Linked DNA regions of Homo sapiens: region 2 is linked to region 1. Evidence: read pairs that join two places in POLR2A ChIA-PET (ENCODE). Cell type or tissue: CD4-positive, alpha-beta T cell. All regions are shown on one strand. Links, peaks and the distances in the headings refer to the core of each region. The heading gives the core; the rest is flanking DNA. Region 1 overlaps RNF157 (ring finger protein 157). Region 2 overlaps ACOX1 (acyl-CoA oxidase 1).

Region 1 (11,151 bases), core at 2,800-7,799:
AGACCATCCTGGCTAACATGGTGAAACCCCGTCTCTACTAAAAATACAAAAAATTAGCCAGGCGTGGTGGCGGGCGCCTGTAGTCCCAGCTACTCAGGAGGCTGAGGCAGCAGAATGGCGTGAACCCGGGAGGTGGAGTTTACAGTGAGCCGAGATAGCACCACTGCACTCCAGCCTGGGTGACAGAGCGAGACTCTGTCTCAAAAAAACAAAACAAAACACAAGAGCAGAGGGAATGGGAGAGGATATTATAATAAAAACTTGGAAGCTGAAACACACACTGACAAGTGGAAAGCGATTCAGGAGAACAGAAAGGGCCGAAATCCCAAATGGCAGAAACATATTCATGTCACAGAACTCCAGACAGGCTTAGGAAATGGAGGTGTAGGTCCTCCTACAAGCGGGGTAGAGCAAGGCTGGAAACAGGAGACTGGGGTTGGTGTGAAAAGCATTTAGACCCCTAGATCTTTTTCCAGACACCACGTAACCAGGAGATCACCTGTCTCTCCAACTTCATTGGTTATCGGGAAAATGAAAATAAATTCTACAAACCTACCACAATGGCTAAGATTAAAAAGATGGAAAATACTAGGTGCTGGACATTCTAAACACTGCTAGTGGGAAAAAAAAATTGGTAGAATCACTTTGAAAAGCGGTTAGCGGTATCTACTACAGCATATTCTATGACTCAGCAATTCTCCTAGCTATAGCCTTAACAGGTATGCATACATATACACAACAAAATACATGTAATAATAGAACGTTCATAGCAGCACTATGTGTAATAGCCAAAATGCCCCAAAAAAGCTCAATGCCTGCAAACAATAGAGTGGATAAATTATGGTGTATTCACACAATGAAATACTATGCAGCAATGGAAATGAACCGTACACAGCACAGGAATAGTTTGTTCCTTCTCGTTGCTGTACGCCATTGAGGTAGGATGTAGGACTTGACTCAAGAAGTGAGACTCAACTCCAGAGGTGGGGCTCGCACATCAGACTAAATTGAGCACAAGCTAAAACAGGGACTGGGCAGAAGCAGCTTTCCATAAGATAGCCCATACCTCCCATACCTGTCAGTGTGTGCCATGTCAGTTTACTATTGCCACGGCAACACCTGGAAGTTACCACCCTCTTTCATGGCAATGACCCAATGACCCGGAAGGTACTATCCTTCTTGAAATTTCTTTATAATTTGTCCCTTAATTTGCACATAATTAAAAGTGGGTATAAATATGATTACAAACCTGCTCTGAGCCGCTACTCTCAACACACTGCCTTTGGGTAGCCCTGCTCTGCAGGAGCAGTCACAGAGCTGTAACACTGCCGCCTCAATAAAGCTGTTTTCTTCCACCACTGGCTCTTAAATTCTTTCCTGAGCAAAGCCAAGGACCCTCCTGGGCTAAGCTACCATGAGATAAATAAATGTCACAAAGATGCTGAGTGAAAGGAGCCAGACATTAAAGAGCAAATTGAACACAGTTCCACTTATATAAAGTTCAAACCAGGACAGAAGTTAGGATTGCGGTTACCTTAGGCTAGAGGTAACAACAGGAAAGGAGCAGAAGGGGAGCTTCTGGGGGTGCTGGCCATGTGCTACTTCTTCATCTGAATGCTGGCCACAGCGGAGGGCTCACTTTGTGAAAATCAACTGTGCATGGATGACTTGTCATCTTTCTGTGTGTATGTTATACATCAATAAATATTTTTAAAGAGGACAAGTCAGCCCTAGGTAAATGGATCTAGAATGATCTCCAATATGATACACCATTAAATTAAAAAGCAAGGGCCGAAGTATGTACGGGAGTGTAGTCATGTGCTGGCGTCCCAACCTTCCCCAACTCCCTCCCCAGGTCTCTGTACCCCTGCTGTGGAGAGTTTTGGCTACAAACAGCCATAGCTACCCCTTCTCCAAGAACTGGGAACCAGAGCCACCTGATCCAAGAGTCTTCCTGATTCCCTATCTCACTCCAGGACAGCCACCAACAGCCAGTGACTGATTGACAGGGCTGTACAAAAAGCTGGCCCCTTTACCTTGAGATGAAGCAACTCTGTGGTACAAGCTGTACTCCAAAGCTTTCCCGTGGGACCAGGCCAAAATGGGTCTTGGCCAAGACCGCACTCATGTTTGGTTTTGCTCCACTGCCCCATCTGTCTTCCTCATCTCTAGAGAGCATTCCCTCAATAAACAGCTTTCACAAAGATCTCCATCTCAGGCTTTGCTCCCAGAGAACCCAACCTAAACCGGTTGATATCAGATGTTGTCTATGGATGGAATTTGGGGGTGGATCACCCACAGCCAGATGGCAATGAGGACCCATCACTGAGGTGGGTGGAAAGTGGATGGTCCCCAGCATGCTGCAGACATTCCCCTGTGGTGAAGGGGAATAGGAGACACGGGGCTGTATAATATCCAGGCGATTTTGATGTCTTGGTACAGGAGGTACAGGAGAAACAGTTACAGTAAGGACTGTGAAACTGGGTGACTGCTATTAAGAGGACTGTTTCATTGAAAAGAGAAAATGAGTTTCAGGTATAGCAATCAAAAATGTAAAGCCAACTATGAGCCTGGATGTGGTGGCTCATGCCTGTAATCCCAGAAATTTGGAAGGCTGAGGCGGGAAGATCACTTGAGGCCAGGTGTTTGAGACCACCCTGGGCAACACAGCAAGACCCCATCTTTATAAGAAAAACTAAAAATAAAGAAATAAAGCCAGCTATGATAGTCAGTAAGCTTCCTTTGGCAATTTTTACTTATTTATTAATTTATTTGAGATAGGGTCTCAATATGGTACCCAGGCTTGGAGTGCAGTGGTGTGAACATAGTTCACTGCAGCCTCAAACTTCTGTCTCAAGCCATCTTCCCACCTCAGCCTCCCGAGTGCTGGGATTACAGATGTGCCACCATGCCAGGCTGCTTTGGCAGCATTTAAAGACAATCATTTCCTGCAGGCACAAGACCTAATTTTAAGAGTGGCAGAATCAAAAAGGATGAACTCTCAGCCTATACTAGTCTACTGTGCCAGATTCAGGCCCTGGTAGGGAAGGAGTGAACTCTAAGACTTGAGATGGGAACGTCTGTGTATATTTATTTGAGGAACATGAACCCCAGATTCCCTAGGCTTGCAAATAGCCCTCTCCCTTGAAGATGGGAGGAACCTGCTCCTCCACCCTTCATGATTACACAGAGGTCTCAAATGAGGCGAGTAACTTAAAAGACAATGCTCACCCTACAGAGGACCTGCCCCCACCTTCCTTTCTGGCCACCCAACCATAATTAGGGCCATTATCTGAGTATTACTCAACCGGGGCCTGCTGGACCTGCAAAGAGAGGAGAGGGCTTATCATGCCAGAGGTGCTTGGGACCTGGCCAACAAAGGCACTAGCAGGACCTGGAGGATGTGTGGGAGGGGTTCCTGAGGGTGTTGGAATACAAAGTTGGATGAGGGAGAGCCTGTTGATACAGGGACATTCTCTTATGACACAGAATGAACACCTTGGCAAGAGCCTTGGATCTGATATGTGCTGGGGGAGGGGGGTTCTTGGGAGCTTGGAAAAATGATGGACCACAGTAATTGATTCCAAAACTGCCACAGAGATCTTTAGAGGAAAAGTTCAAAAGGCTTCGTGTCTACTCCACGAGAATAGGTCTGCACATAAAGTGGGAAAATCCACTAGCTGGCTGCGTCCTTTGGGGGGCCTGAACATACTCTAATTACCACACCCTAGATTCTGCCCCACACTGGTTACCAGCATAGGTTCTGCCGTATACGTCAGTGTCCTCTTCATTCCTTCTGCAGCCTGAGGTCAAACCTCCATCAAATCTCAGTTGGACAACTGGTTACCCTGTATCCGTTCTCATGACTCTCTAATCTACCTTCTACACTTCATCTGAGAGATCTTTTAAAATGTGTCTTCTGTGAGCCCCAGTTTAAAGCCCATTAGTGGTTCCCCACACCTACAGGACAAAAATTCGAAGCTCACAGGGAGGCATACCAGGCCCCTTGGTCCAGGCCTGGCATCTCAGTCTTATCTCTTGCAAAGTCTCCTCCCACCCTCTGGATGCCACACCTGCTTATGCTGAATCACCTGCAGTGCACACACCGTCTGTTGGTGAGATGTCTCTGTGCCTCTGCTCATGGGCCCTCCTCCGACGTGTTCATGTTTCCTAGCTGTACAACTCCTTCAGGCAGGGACTGCATTTCATCGGTATTTCTAGTGTCTAACATCAGCCTGGAGAACAATGGGTATTCCACAGAATGTAAATGATTGAGGGAATAATGAAGGAGTGAGCCAGTTAGTCAGTGATTTGTGTAACAGAGAGGGGAAAGAAGATCAAAGTTGGCAACATGTTATGATCATTTAAGAAAACTATCTTCTCAACTAGTACAGAGACCAGATTAAAACATGAACAAAGAAGAAACTATTCCTTCCTCTACTTTCTCTTCCTCCTTCTCCCAGTGTACTTATATTCCAAATTGGTTTTGGCTGGAGTGCAGTGGCTTGATCACAGCTCACTGTGGCCTCAACCTCACAGGCTCAAGTGATCCTTCCACCTCAGCCTCTTGAGTAGCTGGGACTATAGGCACGCTCCATCATACACAGCTAATTTCCTTTATTTTTTGTAGAGGGTCTCACTATGTTGCCCAGGCTGGTCTTGAACTCCTGGGCTCAAGTGATCCTCCCACTTTGGCCTCCCAAAGTGCTGGGTTTATAGATGTGAGCCACTGTGCCCTGCCAAAAGCAGCTGAAAGTTAAAAAAAAAAAAAAAAAAAAAAGAACAGCTGGCAGGAAGAGCCACATCAATACTAATAGGTATAAACACTGATTCAACTTCTCTGGGAGTGCCCCTTCTTATCACTGGTGATCTCAACGTGAAGTGTGACTGCACTTGGTGACGCAGCTCGCTGGTCTCCATCCTACTGCCACCTGCTCATGCTACTGGGACCCCGTCTCTCTGAAGATCCACCTACCATAGAAATCCAACTCCATAAAACAGAGGGATAATGTCCTCATCTTTATTAAGGATGAAAAGTAATATAAGTTGAATAAAGTGCTTTTTGTAAGAACATAAAAACAAGTTAAATTTCAAAACTGAACCTACAACAAGCCTACATAATTTCATAAAACTAGGCATTTCAGGTCGGGCGCGGTGGCTCACGCCTGTAATCCCAGCACTTTGGGAGGCCGAGGCGGGCGGATCACGAGGTCAGGAGATCGAGACCATCCTGGCTAACATAGTGAAACCCCGTCTCTATTAAAAATACAAAAAAAAAAATTAGCCGGGTGTGGTGGCGGGCGCCTGTAGTCCCAGCCACTCCGGAGGCTGAGGCAGGAGAATGCTGTGAACCTGGGAAGCGGAGCTTGCAGTGAGCCAAGATCGCGCCACTCCATGCCAGCCTGGGCGACAGAGCGGGACTCCGTCTTGTCAAAAAAAAAAACAAAAACAAAAACCAAAAAAAACCGAGGCATTTCTTCCCTAGCCCAATAGCCAAAAGGCAGGAGCAACCCAAGTGTCTGTCTATTGATGGATGAATGGATATACAGTGTATCGATATAATGGCATATTATTCAGCCTTAAAAAGGAAATTCTGACACATGCTACAACATGGATGAACCAAGCACATGCCAAGTGAAATAAGCCAGTCACAAAAGAACAAATATTCTATGATTCAACTCGTATGAGGTACCTAGAGTAGTCAAACTCATAGAGGCAGAAAACAGAATGGTGGAGGCCAGAGGCTGGTAGGAGAGGGAAATGGTGAGTCAGTGTCCAGTGGGGACAGAGTTTCAGTTTTGTGAGATGAAAGGAGTTCTGGAGACTGTACAACGATGTGTGATGAGCAGGGTGGTCACCCCTGGGGAAGGCGTGGAAGTAGGGAGACATGTATTATAAGAATGCCTTAAGTGAAACTCTTTAAAGCCCTAAACCATTTTAAAAGTATGAATATTCATCCTCTAGTTCTTTTACTGTCAGGTTGCTGAAAAGCAGGCCACTTCCATACTGAATCTCATACCATTTCGAATCAACTGTTTCTAAAGGTGAATTACTGCATGTTGGCACCAAGAGGACCGAGCTCCCTGACTCTCCTCCTCCCCATGCTTACTCTGGTTTTCTGTCTTTCTCCGCAAGCCCCCAGACACTTCCTGGCACACATCCCAACCCCAGCGAGCAGACCCTACCTTTCCTGTAGTTCACTAAAAAATTAAAACCATTATTTTGTGAACTCCCTTAATTTTCCTACTTCTAAATATTCTTCTAAACCTATTTCCTTCCTCTACTTAGAAGTATTTCCACCTCTATTTTTAAAGAAAATTAAAATACTTTTCATTTAAAAATGAAAACACGTTCACTGGAAAAAATTCAAACAACATAGAAGAATATGAAGAGCCGGGCACAGTGGCTCACACCTGTAATCCCAGCACTTTGGGAGGCTGAGGCAGGAGGATTGTTTGAGCCCAAGAGTTCAAGACCAGCCTTGGCAACATAGTGAGACCCTAGTCTCTACAAAAAAAAAAAAAAAAAGAGAAAAAGAAAAAATTTTAAATTAGCTGTGCATGGTGTCATGTATCTGTAGTCCCAGCTACCAGGAAGGCTGAGGCAGGAGGACTGCTTGAGCCCAGGAGTTCCAGGTTACAGTGAGCTATGATTGCACCACTGCACTCCAGCTTGGGTGACAGAACAAGCTTATTTCTAAAAAAAAAATAAAGAAAATTTTAGAAAATATGAATTAAGAAGTGAATACCCCCCTTCTTGATATATCCCAAGAGTTACCATTGTTAACAGTTCAAAATGCATTGTAATAGTATATTTGTGTAGCTATAAATATATGTACATAATGCACACACATACATATATTATTTTTATCCGAAATGAAATCAGACTCTACATTATACACTGCAACTTGCTTTATTCAGTAAGTCATGTGGTTGTGGACATATTGCCATCTCAGTGGACGCAGATCTATCTAATTTTTGCTGAATAACAGTTCATGGCATAGGCACATTATAATTTATTTAACCATTCCACTATAATGGCCATTAGATATTTTCTAATTTTGCACTACTACAAGTAATGCTACAATATACATTGTAAATAGGAATCATTTCACACTCTTCAAAATATTTCTGTAGGAGAGATTCGGAGAGGTGAAACAGTTGGGCCAAAGGGTACGCACAGCTCAAAATTTAATCAATATTTCCAGGCTAAAGGACAAAAAAAAATTGTAGTAAAATTATAAAGGAAGGAAGAAGGAAAGAAGATAGCATGCAAAAGGCAAATAACCCAATCTCAGTTTCTCTCTCTCTCTCTCTCACACACACACACACACACACACACACACACACACACACACACGTGCATGAGAAAGACACCCGTTCCCACCATGGGCTTTAGGCCTGTAGGGCAGTTAAGTGCCAGGTCCTTGTGATGTGACCTATTAGGCCAGTTACTCCAAGTCCAAGGCACAAATAAATCTCCAAACATAACACGTGCACAGCATCTGGGGTAAGTGGTGGCCTCTCACAGAGGCTGTTCCTTGGAGTGTCCTTTGCCTCAACTCACACTGCTGCAATTCTCTAATCTGCACTGCATTCATTTTATTTTCTGTTTTTTAGACACATTTTAGTCTGATCACACATGGTCCAAGAACACACAAGTCATAAATCAAATGTAATCAGATGTTAAAGATGGGTCTTCAAAGATTACAGCAATGATGCCACACTTGCCTGTGAGCTCTCTGACATAAAATCACGTCCACACCTCATGTGTGGACCACATCATTCAGCAAAGCTTCCTTAACTGTGAGCTATTAGAGCGCTACTATTTTTTTTTTCAGGCTCTGAATAGTTCTAGGGATCTCACCAGGGGTTGGAGGAAGCAGCTCAGCCTTGGCATAGTACCAAAAAGTGGCCAATCGAGGCTTCAAACAAGTCACAACAATGATCATCAGCCCTGGGGCCTTCTCTGCAAGGTTATAAATTGGTCCATGGTTCTAGGGTAGAAAGTCTGCACCATGTTTATTTGCAATGCTGTTAATCCTATTCAGTTATTTCATGTATTTTTTCTTAAAATAAATTACTTCCTAACTGGTCTTCTTATTTTCTGTCTCTCTGATTCATTACCTATACTGTGAATTAATTTATAGAATTAATTTTCTAAAATGCAAATTAGATTGTAATAGTTATCTTTTTTTTTGAGAGAGGGTCTCGTCCAGCCCAGGCTGGAGTGCAGTGGCATGATCTCCGCTCGCTGCAACCTCCGCCTTCTGGGTTCAAGCGATTCTTATGCCTCAGCCTCCCAAGCGGCTGGGATTACAGGCATGCACCACCATGCCTGGCTAATTTTTGTATTTTTAGTAGAGACAGGGTTTCGCCATGTTGGCCAGGCTGGTCTCAAACTCCTGGCCTCAAGCAATCCACCCACCTCAGTCTCCCAAAATGCTGCGACTACAGGCGTCAGCCATCAGGTCCCGCCATCATTTTTTGAGTCCTTAAAATATTCCTGCAAGGTAATTTTATAGATGGGGAAATTGAGACTCACTGATTGGCCATCGTCTTAACCAACATGACAAAGTCAGTCAGTGGCAAAGCCATTCATGACTATGACCTTTACTGCCATAGAAGGAAAAGTAAAAACTTTTTTTTTTTTTTTTTGAGATGGAGTCTTGCTCTTGTCACCCAGGCTGGAGTGCAATGGCGCAATCTCAGCTCGCTGCAACCTCTGCCTCCTGGGTTTAAGCAATTCTCCTGCCTCAGCTTCCTGAGTAGTTGGGATTACGGGAACCCGCCATCATGCCTGGCTAATTTTTGTATTTTTGTAGAGACGGGGTTTCACCACGCTGGCCAGGCTGGTCTTAAACTCCTGACCTAAGGTGACCTCCCCGCCTCAGCCTCCCAAAGTGCTGGGATTACAAGCATGACCCACCACGCCTGGCCTGTAAAAAGTTTTGTTGCTTTTTTTTTTTTTTTTGGGACGGAGTCTCGCTCTGTCGCCCAGGCTGGAGTGCAGTGGCACGATCTCGGCTCACTGCAAACTCCGCCACCCGGGTTCACGCCATTCTCCTGCCTCAGCCTCCTGAGTAGCTGGGACTACAGGCGCCCGCCACCATGCTCGGCTAATTTTTTGTATTTTTAGTAGAGACGGGGTTTCACTGTGTTAGCCAGGATGGTCTCGATCTCCTGACCTCGTGATCTGCCCTCCTCAGCCTCCCAAAGTGCTGGGATTACAGGCGTGAGCCACCGCGCCCAGCCCATAAAAACTTCTTAATACAATATTCATAGCTCTTCAGATATGAACCCAATTTGTCTTTCCAGCCTCAACTCCAACCAGCATCCCTCACAGTCCAATACTTATTGACTACTCACCACTCTGAGCGCCAAAAGCACACTTCTGCATCTTTATGCTTCCTTGTATTGCTTATTAATTAATTCTGCCTCAGATGCCTCTCCTCATCTCCCCTACCTAGGAAATCCTACTTATCCCTCCAGGTTAAAGGAGTCCCCTCCCAGAAGCCCCTTCCCTGGAGAGAGGGCATCCCCACTGGTCTGTGCTCCAGGGCACTCTGGTCCTCTCTCGTAGAACCTATCACAGTCCCTCGCAGTGGGGGCACATCAGCTGCCCCACTCTGCAGCAAGCATCTTCAGGTCAAGGGTCATGTCTTTTCATCTCTGCATTCCTAGTTCCCAGCACAGTATGTGACTCATAAATACTTGTTGAATGAATGAATAGCACCGGGACTAACAGAATCATGTTCTCTTTTTTTGCCACAAAGCTCTATAAGTGCAAAACTCTATGTTACAAATGGATATACTACCAAGTTCCTTTAAATAACTTGCTCTTCCTGACACATATGATAATAGGGTTCAATTTACAGAAACTGGATTTGAGTACAACTTTTGGTCTATCTGTACTAGAGAAAGAAGAAAAGTACACTGTATGCATCTTATTTCTTTTCTTTCTTTCTTTCTTTTTTTTTTTTTTGAGACTGAGTCTCACTCTCACTCTATCACCCAGGCTGGAGTACAGTGGTGCGATCTCGGCTCACTGAAACCTGTGCATCCTGGGTTCAAGCGATTCTCCTGCCTCAGCCTCCTGAGTAGCTGGGATTACAAGCACCTGCCACCACGCCCAGCTAATTTTTGTATTTTTAGTAGAGGCAGGGTTTCACCATGTTGGCCAGGCTGGTCTTGATCTCTCCCGACCTCAAGTGATCCACCTGCCTCGGTGTCCCAAAGTGCTGGGATTAGAGGCGTGAGCCACCATGCCCAGTCTCCTTCCTTCCTCCCTCCCTCGTTCCCTCCCTTCCTCTTTTCTTTTCTTTTTTTCTTTCTTTTTTTTTTTTTGACAGGGTCATGCTCTGTAGCCCAGGCTAGAGTGCAGTAGCATAATCATGGCTCACTGCAGCTTTGACCTCCTGGGCTCAAGTAATCCTCTAGCCTCAACCACCCAAGTAGCTAGGAATATAGGTGTGTACCACCACCCCTGGCTAATTTTTTTTTGTAGAGTCGGGGTTTTGCTATGTTGCCCAGGCTGGTCTCAAACTTCTGGCCTCAAGTGATCCTCCCGCCTCAGCCTCCCAAAGTGCTGGGAATAGGGATAAGCCGCCATGCCGGGCACATTTTAGTTCTTAAAATAATGCCAGCGGCTGAGCGCAGTGGCTCAGCCCTTTGGGAGGCTGAGATGGGTAGATCACGAGGTCAAGATATTGAGACCATCCTGGCCAAGATGGTGAAACCCCGTCTCTACTAAAAATACAAAAACTAGCTGAGCGTGGTGGTGTGTGCCTGTAGTCCCAGCTACTTGGGAGGCTGAAGCAGAAGAATTGCTTGAACCTGGGAAGCAGAGGTTGCAGTGAGCCAAGATCGTGCCACTGCACTCTAGCCTGGCGACGGAGCAAGACTCCATCTCTAAATAAATAAATAAATAAATAAATAAATAAATAAATAAAATAATAATGCCAGCTGTGCAGCTCTGATTGCAGGGAGCATGAGGAAGAAGAAACTGTGTCAATGCGGCCCAGCTACAGAACACACGAGAGGATACAGACTATTAGGAACTAGGTTAAAACTCAACTACTTTCCTTATAAAATGAGAGGAGCGGTTTGAACTCCTGCCTACAAAAGGCAGGCAGAGGTGGGGCACAGTGGC
Region 2 (11,151 bases), core at 3,676-8,675, 240 kb before region 1:
CAGTGAGCCAAGATTGTGCCACCGCACTCCAGCCTGGGTGGCAGAGCAAGACTCCATCTCAAAAAAAAAAAAAAAAGAAAAAGAAAAAGAAAAAGGCCAGGCACAGTGGCTCAAGCCTGTAATCCCAGCACTTTGGGAGGCCGAGGTGGGGGGATCACGAGGTCAGGAGATTGAGACCATCCTGGCTAAAGTGGTGAAACCCCGTCTCTACTAAAAAAACAACAAAAAAATTAAAGCTGGGCACGGTGGCTCACGCCTGTAATCCCAGCACTTTGGGGGGCCAAGGCGGGCGGATCACAAAGTCAGGAGATCGAGACCATCCTGGTTAACACGGCGAAACCCCGTCTCTACTAAAAATACAAAAAATTAGCTGGGCATGGTGGTGGGTGCCTGTAGTCCCAGCTACTCGGGAGGCTGAGGCAGGAGAATGGCGTGAACCCGGAAGGTGGAGCTTGCAGTGAGCTGAGATCGCGCCACTGCACTCCAGCCTGGGCGACAGAGCACGACTCCGTCTCAAAAAAAAAAAAAAAAAAAGTATAAAAGTATAACTGTTATTGGGGAAATGACCTGAAATGTGACTTTTAAAAATTCCTAAAGGTCCAATAATAAGGTCTCAGTTGACCCTAGAGATTTCCAATGGCAGGCCTAACTTAGTCCTGCTGGTTCATTAATGTGGCAAGGAAGAGTTTCCAGTTTCTTATGTGTACTGGGATAGACAGGATCTTATGTTTTAAATCTTAACACAAATATATCAAAATTATTTGAAAAGAGTCATAGAAAAATGTTCTAGGTGGCAGTCTCTACAAAAATACTGTACTAAAGCAAACGTTGGGAACCTTTTACCAATCTGCTTTCATAACGCTTAGACCTCATTAAACACACTTTGAAACATTTAGAAGCTTCCAAGTTGAATAACCAACTTATGTGCAATCCACAACTTTCCCGAGTGGGAGTCAACAAATCAGACACAGACATCTTTCATCAAAGAAGCAGCTTTTACAGAAAAGCAGATAACATTAAACAGAACAGATAAGGACAAAATGTTTTCAAAAGCACAACTGAAACAAATAGTATTCCACTTGGAGTCTCATGAAAATCCTGTAAAATACTATTCAACACCAAATAAAAAGCAGCAGCTGTATAGAAATAAGGAGCAAGTGGCAAATACACACTAGACCAGTTTTTCTGAAACGTCAGAGCAGAAAAAGAGAAGCCATAAGCAAATGAATGGCAAACACGGACCCAATTCAGAGAAGATACAAAGAGGAACAGCGGCCACCTCCAGCCCACCCAGGTGCATGAAGAAAGCAGGTGGGGGGTGGAAAGATCAATGAAAGGTGGAGATACAGAGTCTGAAACCAAATGCCTGCAAGTTCGGCTTATCTTGGTTTTTTCACTCTCCAGCCAAGTCACTTGCAGAACTACTGATTGACTCAAAGTACAAATAACTCCAAAATGTCACACACGTCAGTTATAAGCTACTCATTTCCCTCAAGCAAATCCAAGAGTACACAAACTATTATTTGTATTTCTTCTGGAATTTGTACTCATTAAGGTATCAGTAGTAAAGGTAATCAGATAGTAATGAAGAAAAAAACAGCTTCGGGTTGTATATGCACACAGATTCTATACAACCTCAGTAACATTGAAAAACCACTTGGTAAATAAGGCCTGATTTGCAATTCTTGACCCTCTGAAGGGGAACTATGGTATAAAAAGGACAATCATTTTATCAGTATCATGGTCTTTAATTCCCACTCACCAAAGCAGTGTTTATACCAAAACCTGGACTCTGCAGAAAGAGCTCATTTAAACAGACCATAGAACATCGACACACCATCGATGGCACATGGTGGGCACTCCACACATGGTAAGCTCACAGGGGCCCGCCCAACCCAGAAGGTAGACTGAATACTCCATACCATGACCCATCTCTGTCTGGGCATAAGTGCCAATGATCTCCAAGTTCCAGGCGGGCATGAAGAAGCGCTCCTGCTGCTCCGCAGTTGCCTGGTGAAGCAAGGTGGGCAGGAACATGCCCAAGTGAAGATCCAGAGGCTCAGGCCGCCCTCGGTGCACAAAACTTCGAGGAAATATCAAGGATGGGCATTTGAGAGAAGAGTCATCAGGTGTGAGAGAATCAGCAATTTAAATAGAGCAAGGGAAGGAGACAAAAAAACCTTAAGTATGAATTAGTTGCGTGCACTTAATCATAGATGGGAGCACTGTCCCTTTCTGTATTACTTTATAGCTCTTGTTAATTTCCATTTTTCCTGAGTCGGCAAGGAGTACGAGGACAGGGATTGGTTACTGATTCCAAAGCCAATGCAGCACAAAACCACACGTGCAAGGCAGAGGATCCTCGCCCAGGAATTAAATCAAAGGAAATAAAGAAAATTTGAGAGGCCAGTGCAGTGGATCATGCCTACAATCTCAGCACTTTGGGAGGCCAAGGCGGTCAGATCACCTTAAGTCAGGAGTTCGAGACCAGCCTGGCCAACATGGCAAAGCCCTGACTCTACTAAAAATACAAAAATCAGCTGAACGTGGTGGCGCCAGCCAGTAGTCCCAGCTATTTGGGAGCCTGAGGCAGGAAAATCGCTTGAACCTAGGAGGCGGAGGTTGCAGTGAGCCGAGATCATGCCCACTGCATTCCAGCCTGGGTGACAGAGTGAGACTCTGTCTCAAAAAAAATAAATAAATAAATAAGAGAGAATTGGCCAGGTGCAGTGGCTCCCACCTATAATCTCAGCACTCTGAGAGGCCGAGGTGGGTGGATCACCTGAGGTCAGGAGTTCAAGACCAGCCTGGCCAACATGGCGAAACCCTGTCTCTACTAAAAATACAAAAATTAAGCAGGCATGGTGGTGCACACCTGTAATCCCAGCTACTCAGGAGGCTGAGGCAGGAGAATTGCTCCAACCCAGGAGGCAGAGGTTGCAGTGAGCTAAGATAACACCACTGCATTCTAGCCTGGGCGACACAGTGAGACTCCATCTCAAAAAAAAAAAAAAAAAGAGAGAGAGAATTTGAAAAGTTGTATAGGGCCAGGCATGGTGGCTCATGCCTGTAATCCTAGCACTTTGGGAGGCTGACGCAGGCGGATCACTTGAGGTCAGGAGTTTGAGACCAGCCTGGCCAACATAGTGAAATCCCGTTTCTACTAAAAATACAAAAAAAAAAAAAAAAAAAAAAGGCCGGGCACCGTGGCTCATGCCTGTAATCCCAGCACTTTGAGAGGCCAAGGTGGGCGGATCACCTGAGGTCAGGAGTTCAAGACCAGCCTGACCAACATGGTGAGACCCCATCTCTACTAAATATACAAAATCAGCCAGGTGTGGTGGCACATGCCTGTAATCCAAGCTACTTGGGAGACTGAGGCAGGAGAACCTGGGAGGCGGTGGTTGCAGTGAGCCGAGATCACACCACTGCACTCCAGCCTGGGCAACAGAGCGAGACTCTGTCTCAAAAAAAAAAAAAAAAAAAAAAAGTTGTATAGAATGGAGAATTTGCTGGGTGTGGTGGCATGTGCCTGTAATCCCAGCTACTTGGGATGCTGAGGCAGAATCGCTTGAAGCCAGGAGTCGGAGAACAGAGAATTTGAGTGGTACTGGTACAAGGATTTCCTCTGATGAGAAAGCGAGACAGAACATAGTAGTTCTCTCAGAGTGACAGTATGACCCCCAGATTATAGTTTTTCCTCGATGCAATTTCAATAATGCTTCTAGGCTGGGATTTTTTTTCTGTTTTGTCCACAAAACATCCAGCGTAGAACCATATTCCTCACATAGCTCTGATCATTTCATTCAGATTCATCATGTCAAATATTCGGCCACGCTCTACTGAAACACTTTAATACAAAAACTGACAGTGCTCTTCATCCCAATAATTTATTTCAGAAATTAAAAAAGACATGCAATTTCTAGTGAAGACCATAATAACGACAAGTTACAGATTCATGCATAAGCTCTCCGTGACAATTATACAGAAATTATCATTAATGATAATAAACAGCTTTATTAGTTTTAAATCAACTTTCTGGGGTCATTCTTTTCCACTTAAAACGTGCAGGGGACAGGATTCTGTGTGAATTTTTGCTAGGGATAGGAAGTCGTTCTATAGGCCTTTGCATTTTTCCACATTACTGGTATTCTGTGTAATTGCCAGCTCCAAATCCGTCAACTCCATATTGCTCTTATCATTCTATGTGTCTTTGAAATGAGCATAAATGACAGTTCAGTTTTTAAATTGCTGTTTGTTCCTTGCAAGGTAGGGAGGAAAAGAACCAGGGCACACTGCTCAGACAAGTGCTAATCAATGACTTCTTCCAATCTAGTGGCTAGGCTTTCAGCTAAGCAATCACACTTTAGAAAAAGAAAAATCAAAGTATGTGTGACTGAATCCCTCATTTTACAGAGGAGAAATTAAGGCTGAGATGAATTAAATGCCTTGCTCAGGGAAAAAAGAAAATGGCAAAACAAGGACAAGAATCTCGTCACCATGGGAGCTGAGCAAGGGGTAAAACATGGACATGCAGAATGGAGTAACAGACACAGGGGCCAGGCGCGGTGGCTCACGCCTGTAATCCCAGCACTTTGGGAGGCCGAGGCAGGGGGATCACCTGAGGTTGGAGTTCAAGACCAGCCTGGTCAACAGGGTGAAACCCCATCTCTACTAAAAATACAAAAACTAGCTGGGCGTGGTGGTGGGTACCTGTAATCCCAGCTACTTGGGAGGCTGAGGCAGGAGAATCACTTGAACCCAGGAGGCAAAGGTTGCAGTGAGCCACGATGGCACCACTGCACTCCAGCCTGGGCGACAGAGACTCTGTCTCGAAAAACAAAAAACAACAACGAACAAAACAGACACTGGAGGCTCCAGAATGTGGAAGGATGGGAGGGGTATGAGGCCTGAAAAGTTACCTACTGGGTACTATGTTCACTATTTGGGCAATGGGTACTGCAAAATCCCAGACTTCACCATTACATAATATATACATGTAAGGAAATGGCACTTGTACCCCCTAAACCTATTTTTTAAAAAAAGAACCACCTTGTCACCTCGTCCTGTCTCCTAGCTGGGGAAATTACTGCACAAGCATAGCATGGACTAAAGACTGTGACTGCAGGCCGGGCGCGGTGGCTCACACCTGTAATCCCAGCACTTTGGGAGGCCAAGGTGGGCGGATCATGAGATCAGGAGATCGAGACCATCCTGGCCAACAAGGTGAAACCCCTCTCTACTAAAAATACAAAAATTAGCCAGGTGTGGCAGCGCCAGCCTCTAATCCCAGCTACTCGGGAGGCTGGGGTAGAAGAATCCTTGAACCCGGGAGGCGGAGGCTGCAGTGAACGGAGATCGTGCCACTGAACTCCAGCCTGGCAACAGAGCAAGACTCTATCTAAAAAAAAAAAAAGACTGTGACTGTAATGAAGATGCTAAAAAGACATGCTGAAAAAGCCAGGGCTGTCCTTAGAAGCCTCAAAAATGGAAATCCCACAAGGTGTCACCACTGGTAGAGACTCCGTGACGGGTTCACAGGGTTTCCTGGTACTATTTTTGTAACTTCCTATGACTCTACAATCATTTCAAAATTAAAAAAAAAAAAAGGCCAGGCACGGTGGCTCATGCCTATAATCCCAGTACTTTGGGGGGCCAAGGTGGGCGGATCACTTGAGGTCAGGAGTTCGAGACCAGCCTGGGCAACATGGTGAAACCCCATCTCTACTAAAAATACAAAAATTAGCTGGGCATGGTGGCAGGCGCTGGTTATCCCAGCTACTCAGGAGGGTGAGGCACGAGAATTGCTTGAACCTGGGAGGCAGAGGTTGCAGTGAGCCAAGATCGCACCACTGCATTCTAGCCTGGGGGACAAGACTCCATCTCAAAAAAAAAAAAAAAAAAAAATTAATAGCGGAAATCCCAAGAAAAACACATTCATGGGATGAGAGTGCCTTTCACTCAAACAGAAATGTCAACTGTCCCCAGCCTTTTGAGTACTGTCTAGGAAGAAAATTCAATGTGCACTTAGAACCTGGAAGGTGAAAACTGAGTTAGGACTGAAACCTGGGACCAGACACTTTTCATGCTTTTATGGAAGGTTATTTTACTTCACTAGAAATCAGAGCAATTCCTGGTGAAGGAAAGGCCACTATCAAGCACCCATCAGCCTCTGGAAGATTTACATCTGAGTGTACCACAGAGTGAAGATGCACGCTAAGGGTTACAACAAATGCGCTCAGTAGGGCAGGGGTAAAACCACTATAATCACAAATGGTTCTGACACTAAAGAATGTTTTCAGGAAAAAAATATTTCTTCCAAATAAGACAAGGATTATTCAGATGTGGATGAAATTTAGAAATGTTACAAGGAGAAAGTGAACTGCATAGTTTTTTGACTTAAGCCAAGTATTTGTTTTAAAAGCTGCTTATGCATGATAAAGATATTATTTTTAAATAATTTATCGTAAAATTACGAAGCACCAACATTATACTTAGTGAAGGGCTAGAGTCAGCTCTTTTAAAACCAAAACATCAAAAGGCATCCCCAGCCTCTCTTTCCACATGATACAAGGCTGGAAAGGCTGACAATCAATACTGAGGAAAAACCAATTAGACTAATCATATATGAGAAAGGAAGAAATAAAAAGCAGCTCTGTAGAAAGCATGAGTATCATCCTAGGAAATCAATAATGTCAACAAAATACCACAATAAGTGAATTGAGAAAAGCTGCAGGCTATAAGGGAAAAAAAATTAACAGCACTCAGGCGTGGTGGCTCACACCTGTTAATACCAGCACTTTGAGAGGCCGAGGAGGGCGCATCACGAGGTCAGGAGATTGAGACCATCCTGGCTAACACGGCGAAACCCCATCTCTACTAAAAATACAAGAAAATTAGCCGGGTGTGGTGGCGGGCGCCTGTAGTCCCAGCTACTCGGGAGGCTGAGGCAGGAGAATGGCGTGAACCCAGGAGGCGGAGCTGGCAGTGAGCCGAGATCGCCCCACTGCACTCCAGCCTGGGCGACAGAGCGAGACTCTGTCTCAAAAAAAAAAAAAAAAAACCCAGAAAAAAGATAAATACCTAATAGGGTGGGAAAAAAAGATAAAAATAACAGGAAAGAAATAGCTTCCCAAGAAAAGACAAGGCTTCAATATAAAACTAACTTAAAATTCCAGATAGAGAAGGAGAAAAACACATTTAATTCCTGTAGAATTTTTTTTTAGAACCTGACAGATTCAGATCAGAATTCATCTAGAATAAGCAAGCTTAAATACCAAATACACGTATCTTGAAATGTAACAACAGTAGGCTTATCCTATCAGATTTTTAAATACCTTACAAGCCTGGGCAACACAGCAAGATCCTATCTCTACTAAAAATTTAAAAAATCAACTGGGCGCGGTGTCACGAGCCCATACTCTCAACTACTCGGGAGACTGAGGCAGGAGGATCCCTTCAGTCTAGGAGATCAAGGCTGCAGTGAGCTATGATCAAACCTCTGCACTCCAGCCTGGGCAGCAGAGCAAGAACCCGTCTTTCAAAAATAAAAATATGCCAGGCCCAGTGGCTCACTCCTGTAATCCCAGCACTTCGGGAGGCTGAGGCAGGCAGATCACCTGAGGTCAAGAGTTCGAGACCAGCCTGGCCAACATGGTGAAACCCCATCTCTACTAAAAATACAAAAATTAGATGGGCATGGTAGCACATGCCTGTAATCCCAGCTACTCGGGAGGCTAAGGCAGAAGAATTGCTTGAACCTGGGAGGCAGAGGTTGCAGGGAGCTGAGATCATGCCACTGCACTCCAGGCTGGGTGACAGAGCAAGACTCCATCTCGAAAAAGAAAAAAAATAATAAATAAAAATAATAAAATAAAAAATAAAGGCCAGGTGCGGTGGCTCGTGCCTGTAATCCCAGCACTTTGGGAGGCTGAGGTGGGTGGATCACGGGGTCAGGAGTTTGAGACCAGCCTGACCAACATGGTGAAACTCCGTTTCTACTAAAAATATAAACATTAGCTGAGCATGGTGGTGCACGCCTGTAATCCCAGCTACTCAGGGGGCTGAGGCAGGAGAATCGCTTGAACCCGGGAGGCGGAGGTTGCAGGCAGCTGAAATCACACCATTGCACTCCAGCCTGGGCAACAGAGCAAGACTCCGTCTTAAAAATAAATAAAAAATTAAAATAAAAAAATAAAAAATAAAAATAAAAATAGAGTAAAAAGTCTTGGCTGGGCACGGTGGCTCACGCCTGTAATCCCAGCATTCTGGGAGGCCGAGGTGGGTGAATCACGAGGTCAGGAGTTTGAGACCAGCCTGGCCAACATGGTGAAACCTCGTCTCTACTAAAAATACAAAAAATTAGCTGGGCGTGGTGGCAGGCACCTGTAATTCCAGCTACTGGGGAGGCTGAGGTAGAATCGCTTGAATCCAGGAGGCAGAGGTTGCAGTGAGCCATGACTGCGCCACTGCACTCCAGCCCAGGTGACAGTGCGAGATTCTGTCTCAAAAAAATTTTATAAAGCACCAGTGGTCAAAATTTATGTTAGAAGAAAAACAAAGAAAGAAATAAACCTATCAATGTAATATATTTAAGGTTCCAGAAATAAATTTAACCTATTATAAAACTCTAAGACAAACCAGAAAGGACATAATGGGAATAAGATAATAATGGGAAAAAGCCACTAGTTAACAATGAACATTAGAAATCTCGGAAGCTGCGCCACTGCACCCCAGCCTGGGTGACAGAGTGAGACTCTTGTCTCTCAAAAAAAAGAAAAAAGAAGTACAAAAAAAAAAAATCTAGAAAACCATGAGATTCATTCTCACTCTGTATCATATACAAGTCAAATCATTAAACAGAAACCAAACAAAAATATTAGAAGAAAACAGAAGAGGCCGGGCGTGGTGGCTCACGCCTGTAATCCTAGCACTTTGGGAGACCGAGGCGGGTGGATCACAAGGTCAGGAGATCGAGACCATCCTGACCAACATGGTGAAACCCCATCTCTACTAAAAATACAAAAATTAGCTGGGTGTGGTGGTGGGCACCTGTGATCCCAGCTACTCGGGAGGCTGAGCCAGGAGAATGGCTTTGAACCCAGGAGGCAGAGGTTACAGTGAGCCAAGATGATGCCACTGCACTCCAGCCTGGTGACAGAGGAAGACTATGTCTCAAAAAAAAAAACCCAGAAGAAAACTATCCAAGTTATGGAAAAGATAAAATTTATACCTATGCAGAGAAGGATGTGTTAAATATATAAAGCAAAAACGTTTAGCAAAGCAGAAAATAATTTAAAAAATCGAAATATATATATATATACATACATATATATATACATACATATATATACGTATATATATACATACATATATATACATATATATACGTATATATATACATACATATATATACATATATATATACACATATATATATATACACGTATATATATATATATTTTTTGAGACAGCATGTCACTCTGTCACCCAGGCTGGAGTGCAGTGGCACGATCTCGGCTCACTGCAACCTCCACCTCCCAGGTTCAAGCGATTCTCCTGCTTCAGCCTTCCGAGTAGCTAGAATTACAGGTGCCGCCACCACTCCCAGCTAATTTTTAGATTTTTAGTACAGACAGGTTTCACCATGTTGGCCAGACTGGTCTCAAACTCCTGATCTCAAGTGATCCACCCACTTCGGCCTCCCAAAGTGCTGGGATTACAGGCGAGAGCCATTGCACCCAGCCAAAAAACCGTATTTTATACATAGAAAACACAAACAGTAAATCAAAACACGTAATAACATCCAGGCTTACTAGTAATGGGAAATTAAAACATTAAGTGTTAGAAATATATTAAAGTAGGCCAAGTGCAGTGGCTCACGCCTGTAATCCCAGCACTTTGGGAGGCCGAGGCGGGCGGATCACGAGGTCAGGAGATCGAGACCATCCTGGCTAAAACGGTGAAACCCCGTCTCTACTAAAAATACAAAAAATTAGCCGGGCGTAGTGGCGGGCGCCTGTAGTCCCAGCTACTTGGGAGGCTGAGGCAGGAGAATGGCGTGAACCCGGGAGGTGGAGCTTGCAGTGAGCCGAGATCCCGCCACTGCACTCCAGCCTGGGCGACAGAGCGAGACTCCGTCTCAAAAAAAAAAAAAAAAAAAAGTTAGCCGGGCATGGTGGAGGGTGCCAGTAGTACCAGCTACTCAGGGGGCTGAGGCAGGAGAATAGCGTGAACCCAGGAGGCGGAGCTTGCAGCGAGCGGAGATCATGCCACTGCACTCCAGCCTGGGCGACAAAGCGAGACTCCGCCTGAAAAAAAAAAAAAAAAAAAGAAATATATTAAAGTAGGCCATGTGCAGTGGCTCATGCCTGTAATCCCAGCACTTTGGGAGGCTGAAGCGGGCGGATCACCTGAGGTCAGGAGTTCAAGACCAGCCTGACCAACATGGAGAAACCCCGTCTCTACTAAAAATACAAAAGTAGCCGGGCGTGGTGGCGCATGCCTGTAATCCCAGCTACTCAGGAGGCCGAGGGAGGAGAATCGCTTGAATGCGGGAGGCGGAAGTTGCGGTGAGCCGAGATCACGCCACTGCACTCCAGCCTGAGCAACAAGAGCAAAACTCCGTCTCAAAAAAAAAAAAAAAGAAATATGTTAAAGTAGCAAAATAAATTAAAGTGACCACGTTGATGGAGCTGTGGAAATACAGGTACAGAGCTTGCTCAATATATTGTCAACTGGTTCTGTGTTTCAGGAAAAGCCTCAAACTATGCAGCAAAAGCTCTAAAATGCTCATGTCCCTCAATATAGTAATTCATTTCTGAGAGGTATTCCAGAAGTATGACCCCAAAGAATACAGCGTCTTATTTATTTATTTATTTATTTATTTTTTGAGACGGAGTCTCACTGTTGTTACCCAGGCTAGAGCGCAATGGCGCAATCTCAGCTCACCACAACTTCCACCTCCCAGGTTCAAAAGCTTCTCCTGCCTCAGCCTCCCTAGTAGCTGGGATTACAGGCACGCACCATCACACCCAGGTAATTTTGTATTTTTAGTACGGACGGGGTTTCTCCATGTTGGTCAGGCTGGTCTCGAACTCCCGACCTCAGGTGATCCACCCACGCTGGCCTCCCAAAGTGCTGGGATTACAG

Evidence for each region. ChIA-PET counts read pairs that join two places held together with the same protein. Peaks named below come from ENCODE experiments on the same cell type or tissue, not always from the same donor. Only the 100,000 strongest peaks of a DNase experiment are listed, where the experiment ranks them.
Region 2: POLR2A ChIA-PET joins it to region 1 with 5 read pairs; 2 of 35 experiments call an interaction of 5 or more read pairs at or near these places.

What each region holds. Positions count from the first base shown.
Region 1 is chr17:76,194,813-76,205,963 of GRCh38, forward strand. All of the region lies in intron 2 of RNF157 (ring finger protein 157), which reads right to left. It also overlaps the pseudogene ATP5MGP6. Among named protein-coding and RNA genes, the nearest start is that of RNF157, 40 kb to the right of the region's middle. In CD4-positive, alpha-beta T cell, for the core only: no CTCF peak of the experiment used is centred there; a DNase peak (open chromatin) is centred at 4,879; H3K27ac peaks cover 953 bases.
Region 2 is chr17:75,958,293-75,969,443 of GRCh38, forward strand. ACOX1 (acyl-CoA oxidase 1) reads right to left here. Exons shown (of 14, transcript NM_004035.7): 3 at 1,923-2,083. Among named protein-coding and RNA genes, the nearest start is that of ACOX1, 15 kb to the right of the region's middle. In CD4-positive, alpha-beta T cell, for the core only: no CTCF peak of the experiment used is centred there; no DNase peak of the experiment used is centred there.